Linked DNA regions of Mus musculus: region 1 is linked to region 2. A link is a loop called in an ENCODE intact Hi-C map of the cell type or tissue named here. Cell type or tissue: heart. All regions are shown on one strand. Links, peaks and the distances in the headings refer to the core of each region. The heading gives the core; the rest is flanking DNA. Region 1 overlaps Ptprn2 (protein tyrosine phosphatase, receptor type, N polypeptide 2). Region 2 overlaps Ptprn2 (protein tyrosine phosphatase, receptor type, N polypeptide 2).

Region 1 (2,917 bases), core at 183-2,682, 70 kb before region 2:
TAGTGGTGAGATTACAGGAAGGTGCCTCCACACCAGGATAGTGTCACTGTTAAAGCAGAAGTCATTTCTCCCTTAGCAACTCAGTTCTCTGCCCCATCTGTTGTGCAAGCATGTCTTAAGACCTCTCCTGTGAGTCTGCCCTGTCCCTGTTTCCTGCTTAAAAGGCTCCTTCCTGGACTTTGGATACCCCACTCCCTGTTCTTTAGCCACATTGACCCTACCTGCCTTGATCTCAGGACTCATCGTATAGCTGACTACGTCTCATCTTGCTCTTTGTCCCAGTTCCAGAATATTGGCAAATATTTGATTGTTTCAAACCTGACATGTTCAAAGTGAACATGCCCTGTTGCAAGGGCTCCTCTACTCTCCCAGGAGGGAAGGCATGGAGTGTTCCTGAATTTTGTAGAAGAGTACATGAGTTGGGCTGGCTTCACTGCATTGATTCCTTGCTGATGTGGTCAGGGCCACAGCTTTATCACATGGACCTCGTATCGCCTAAACTGCATCCACCCAGGAAGGCCCTGAATATGTGTGGTTGCTCACAAAGGGGTTTAGGCCCATCTCAGCTCATACTAGCACAGTCCGCCAGTCCAGGGAAGACTCTCATTTCTAACCATCACACTTTATGTTGTTTCTGACAAGTTCTGAACTGACTTGTGATTATTGTTGCTTTTAAAATTTTATCAATCACTAACAATCTCTCAACTACCAGATTCTGAAGGCAGTTTATAGAAGGGGCTCCCTGTCTGGGAGGTAGCATGCTTGGCTCTGTGTTCAGCTTAACAGTCCTGTGGTAGAGAACAACCACCCAACCCCTAGCTGTTCTCTTGGGGCTTATAAGGCAACAACATTTATATTTTACCTGCCATTAGTCCAGTGGCCATAGCAGAACACATGTTTTTTTGTTAAAACAATCATGTGTTTAGTTGATCCCTGAGAGCGGAATCTTGCCTATCTGCCTGCCCCACACTTGTATAGAGTTAGCACTGATTTCATGGAGGAATGAGTTTGCTGTTTCTTTCATTGAAAGAAGCAGATGACAATTATAATTCATTTCCTGTGGAGGATGCTAGGTTACTTCACTCTCCACCTGTGACCATTTTCTCACCAAAGGAAGCTTCCTTGTTGATGTCACACAACTCATGTATTTCTGGGAGCTGCCTCACACCTTGAGTTGGGTTGTCTCTAAGAGGCAATAGAGCTCCAACAATCAGGAGTGGAGAGACACTGAAGAATATGGGGTCCTCACAGTCACCATCGGGAGAAAAATAAAGGAGGTCATAGGAATTCATGCTGGTGATGGAGAGTTCTGCTGTGGGAGAGTTGGGAGCAGCTTGCCACATTCTCTCTCTGCAGCAGGAGACTGAAATCTGGGTAAAAATAGCAGTGAGACTACCAGAGCCTGGACCGATATCCTGCAGTGCACAAGAGCCTGGCCTGATGCCCTGTGATACACAAGAGCCTGGCCTGATGCCTTGTGGTGCACAAGAGCCTGGCCTGATGCCCTGTGGTGCACAAGAGCCTGGCCTGATGCCCTGTGGTTCCTAAGAGCCTGGCCCAATGGCCTAGGGTGCACATTTTGTCCATGAATGTTCTCTGGCTAGGTTCTCTTAGCAACCTGGTTAAGCTGAAGGGGCAAGCACACTGTTTTCTGTCAAGGCTTGCACACCAGGACATGCTCAGTGTTCCCTGGCTGGTCTAGAGACTGCGGCAAAGGAAAGAACTTCCTGATGATGGCACTCCACCATTCTTTTTATTTCGTCTCCATTGGTGATACATTTCTGTAAATCTGGAAATGGTAGTTTTTTATGAAGTAGCTCTGTGAGTATGACTTTGGATGGTGGTGTCAGTGTCACGTACTAAAGGACACCAAGGTGTTAATGATTGTTCAGTGTGGGTACTGCTGTTCCCGAGGAAAGGGTTCTCGGAGTCTGTTCAGTAATGAAAATTTGAAGATCCCTCCCTCCACCCTCATATTCCTAGTTGGCATAAATAACACTTTTCATGGAGCAAAGCCTCAGACTTGATATGTAGTACTGAGAAAGATTTTTACTTTACTTTTGAAATTATAATATAATTAATTAATAATAATTAATATAATATAATTACAGTATTTCTCCCTTTTCTTTCCTCCCTATTAACCCTTTATAGACTCCCTTCCTGCTCTCCTTCAAATTTATGGTTTTTTTTTTTTACTAATTGTTACTATACACACACATACACACACATATACACACATACACACACACACATATGTACACATATGTTCCTAAACATGACCTGTTCAGAGCATAAAATGGGGCTTGTATATATGTTTTCAGGGCTGACCAATAGGCATTGGACAACTGTCAGCATGCTCCTCCCTGGGGAAGACCGCTTCTCCCACTTTCAGCCCAGTTGCCTATAGATCTTTCTGGTGGAGGGTGTGTGGCCTAGGATTGAGGTGTGGTGGGTCTTCTTGGTCCAGTTTGGCATCTCTACTGGTGTCCTTCTTGTTCAGCTCACGTCAGAGCAGCCACGTTGTGAGACCTTTTGTACATAGCTTGAGGAAGAATTTAATATTAATTGGGTTTAACTTCCTTCTCCAAGTCTCTCAACTCTCTTCTCGTCCATGGAGGCTGGGTGAGACACTGGCCAAAGCTAGCTGTGCTTTTCCTTTAAGGGAGGGAGCTTGGCCGTCTTCTCTCATTTTCCCCTTGGAAGGTGAAGCGAGGGGAGAGGGTTAGGATTGGTTTGATGACTAGGAAAATTACTTTCTCCTTGGTGTCATTGTTTTGTGAAATGACAAAGTTGAGCTAGGACAGCGGAGGAGTTCTGAAGCCATTCTGTGCCATCACAGAAAACTCATTAAGTGGGAATGTTTCCCACGGCACGCGTCCTATCCAGAACACACACGTTTGGCAGAATAGTAATTACA
Region 2 (2,917 bases), core at 205-2,704:
CCAAATGACTGAGGAGCAGCTAAAATGGCACTTGACTTAATTATAAAATTAGCTGTGTGAGGTCCCTGGACCCACTATATGAGTGGACCTAGGCTTGCCTGTTCCAGCTGCTTCTGGGGACATGGAATCAAGAACGACACACTCGTGGAGGACACATGGTATCCAAGAACGACAGAAGCCAAGAGTTGGGAGGAGGTCTGGGTGTGAGTGATCCTGAGCCTAAATATGATCCAGTGTCCCTAGGTGATGTGTGTGCTGCAGGAACGTCTGACATGTTCTGCATGACTCGCGGTCTTATATGCATGGCCCAGAGACAACCAAAGTTTGTATAAAGCGATTCTAACAGTTAGTTAATCCTCACCACTTACTCCCACTCAGAGTGTGGGACTTTCGAGTTGTTCCAACAGGGCATATTTGAGACCCAGGAACTGTTGTCAAAGAGGTTTTTGGAGCCTGAGCCACTGCTGGACATGTTGTAAGCTCCTTTGGAAGTTTTCTGTTTCAGGACCACATTTTTCGAGCTCAAGAGAGGTTGTATAACTTCCATTCAATTTGATAAAATCAAATTTGTTCCTTCAGTTTAGGGTGAGAGGGGAGATGAGGTAGATGAGACGACTGTCACCATCTTCAGCAGGTCTGACAACGCAATCCATTCTTCTTGTTTGGGGGTTTGGACAGGTTCTTTTGGACAACAAGCAGCTGAGCCTAGCTCTGTGCATCTCCTCTGCTGTGAAAGATTGTGAGCCCACCCTATAGCTCTGGAGTGGAGATGAATCCTAGGGGTGAACCACTGTCCCTTCATATCCCAGAGCCGAATGTCCTCACTATGGAGTTATGGACAGGTGTTTCTATCCCAGTGCTGTGGTAGAAGGAGCGATTCCAGTGTCCCCTCCTCTTCTCTCTCTCTACTCCCACCATCTCCTAAAAATAAATCCTTTTAAAATGACTTTGTCACTGTGCAAATGACAGGTAGAACACTGCATGTTTTACTGGCTGGAACCAGCTCCAGGTGAGTCTGCTTAGCTAAACCGAGGCTGGATTGTTTCTAGAGAGGCCCCGGGGACATTTTCTTTTCTGACTCTGCAGTCCAGGAAACACTGCTGTCCATCCAGGCTAGCTCAATTAGAAAGCTTCCAGCTAGAGCAGGAAATGCTGGAATTTCTTGGAAGACAGAAGGGCATTGCTCCTTGTCTTGGGGAGGCCCAGGCCTAGGGCTGGGTACTTTTTGTATGTAGGACACTTGTGTCATGCAAACAGTTGTAGCTGCAGATACTCAAGGATTTCTTGGCTTTGGGCAGGGAGCAGTGGTTGGTATGGAGTCTGAGAAAGGAAGGGGCTATGGCTGGATAAAGCCCTCCCCAGCCATCTTATGGTTGTCTGAATTGTATTTGGTGAGTTTCTTCCCCTTTGCTCATTCCCAAGCCTTGGCCTTTCTAGCCATCATGGCTCTCATCGCTGTAGCATACGCAGTACCAGAGAGGCACCCACCTGACTCTGGACTTCTTTGCAGTTTGCTAGCTTCTGAGAGGTTGGGTGTCACGTTGCAGAAGACCATTGCAAGTGGATTGTCTTAGTCTCAGAAAGTACTGGACTCTTGCTTCCTTATCAGGTAGATTCTCCCTTGTGGCTAGAGAAGGTTGGTGCTGCTGCAGCACATGGAGACCGAAAACAACTTTCTCTTTGGAATCAGCCAGAGCTGGGTCTTAGGCGCCCTCTGCAGGACAGTTTTGGGGAAACAGGATGAGAAATAACTTCCCTCTTTCTGGTGATGGAAGGGTCCACACTAAATTGTATTTTCTAATTAAAAAGTATCTCATGGTCATTGTAACATTCTATAAAATATATGTATTCCGGATATGGCACACACACTCTCTCTTTCTTCTCCTATTGGAGAAACAATTTTCAAATTACTCCCTAGAGACTGGTACCTAGGCCCTGGGTACCGTGACATCTGTATTTGACTCTGCCCATGTGATGCATCCACAGAGAGTGGCTCTGGAGAAAATGGCCTTGGCCAGGCCACAAGCTATCTGTGCTTGACTTCTTGCTCAGAGGGAAGTAGCCATTCTGACGGGGCCATGTGAGGTCCTTCTGTGATCCCTCTAGAGTTGGTGTATAGCTCGGTGGGGTGCTTCAGGGTAGGTAAGAACTACCTCCCCATTCACCCCCTGCTTTGTGGAAGCCTCCTTCTCTCTAGAAGTGACCCATGGTTGCTGGTCCTGTGGAGATGTCCCTCAGCAGTGGCTGGAGTCTGGGATCTGGGCTTTAGCTTGCCTTTCTGTGAAGTTCTGTGCTATCTGTGAGTGGGAAGGTTAGAGGCATGAAGCTGGGCAGATCTGGGTTTAGGCTTTTCTCAAGATAGGAGCACCTGATAATTCTCACCAAACTTGAGAGAAATGAAACCTAATAAGAAAATGAATACTTTTCTTGACCTATTAAACCAATTTGGTGGCAGTTGGAACTAAGGGTACCTTAGACATGTTGTCTATTGCTGTTACAAACACCATGACCATAGCAACTTGGGAAGGACAATGTTTATTTGGCTTCCATATCACAGTCTATCATCAAGTAAATCAGGGCAGCAAGTCACAGAAGGAACCCAGAGGTAGGAACCGAAGCAGAAGCCATGGACACATAGGCTTGTTCCTAGTGGCTTGTTTAGACAGCTTTCTTACACTGTCCAGGACATCTGCCCATAGGTGACACCACCCCACCCACGGTGAGCTCACTAGTTGCATTATAAATCCATCAAGGGATTGATGCAAACAGTCAAGTTACACAGGATCTCATCCTCTCAGGGAAGTTCCCACCAATGTCTCCAGAGGTGAGGTCCATAAATCTCACAGGCCCTTCTCAGTCCAGTCAGGCTGATCTCCAAGATTCAACATTGATGTCAACGCTTGTACTTCGGAAGACC

Evidence for each region. A loop is a pair of places that touch in the nucleus more often than their neighbours do. Peaks named below come from ENCODE experiments on the same cell type or tissue, not always from the same donor. Only the 100,000 strongest peaks of a DNase experiment are listed, where the experiment ranks them.
Region 1: it touches region 2 in a loop (2.2-fold over the local background); 2 of 42 quality-filtered maps call a loop at or near these places.

The regions. Positions count from the first base shown.
Region 1 is chr12:116,548,754-116,551,670 of GRCm38, forward strand. All of the region lies in intron 1 of Ptprn2 (protein tyrosine phosphatase, receptor type, N polypeptide 2), which reads left to right. Among named protein-coding and RNA genes, the nearest start is that of Ptprn2, 64 kb to the left of the region's middle. In heart, for the core only: no CTCF peak of the experiment used is centred there; a DNase peak (open chromatin) is centred at 1,478.
Region 2 is chr12:116,618,435-116,621,351 of GRCm38, forward strand. All of the region lies in intron 2 of Ptprn2 (protein tyrosine phosphatase, receptor type, N polypeptide 2), which reads left to right. Among named protein-coding and RNA genes, the nearest start is that of Ptprn2, 130 kb to the left of the region's middle. In heart, for the core only: a CTCF peak has its summit at 1,721 (motif pointing left); no DNase peak of the experiment used is centred there; H3K27me3 peaks cover 355 bases.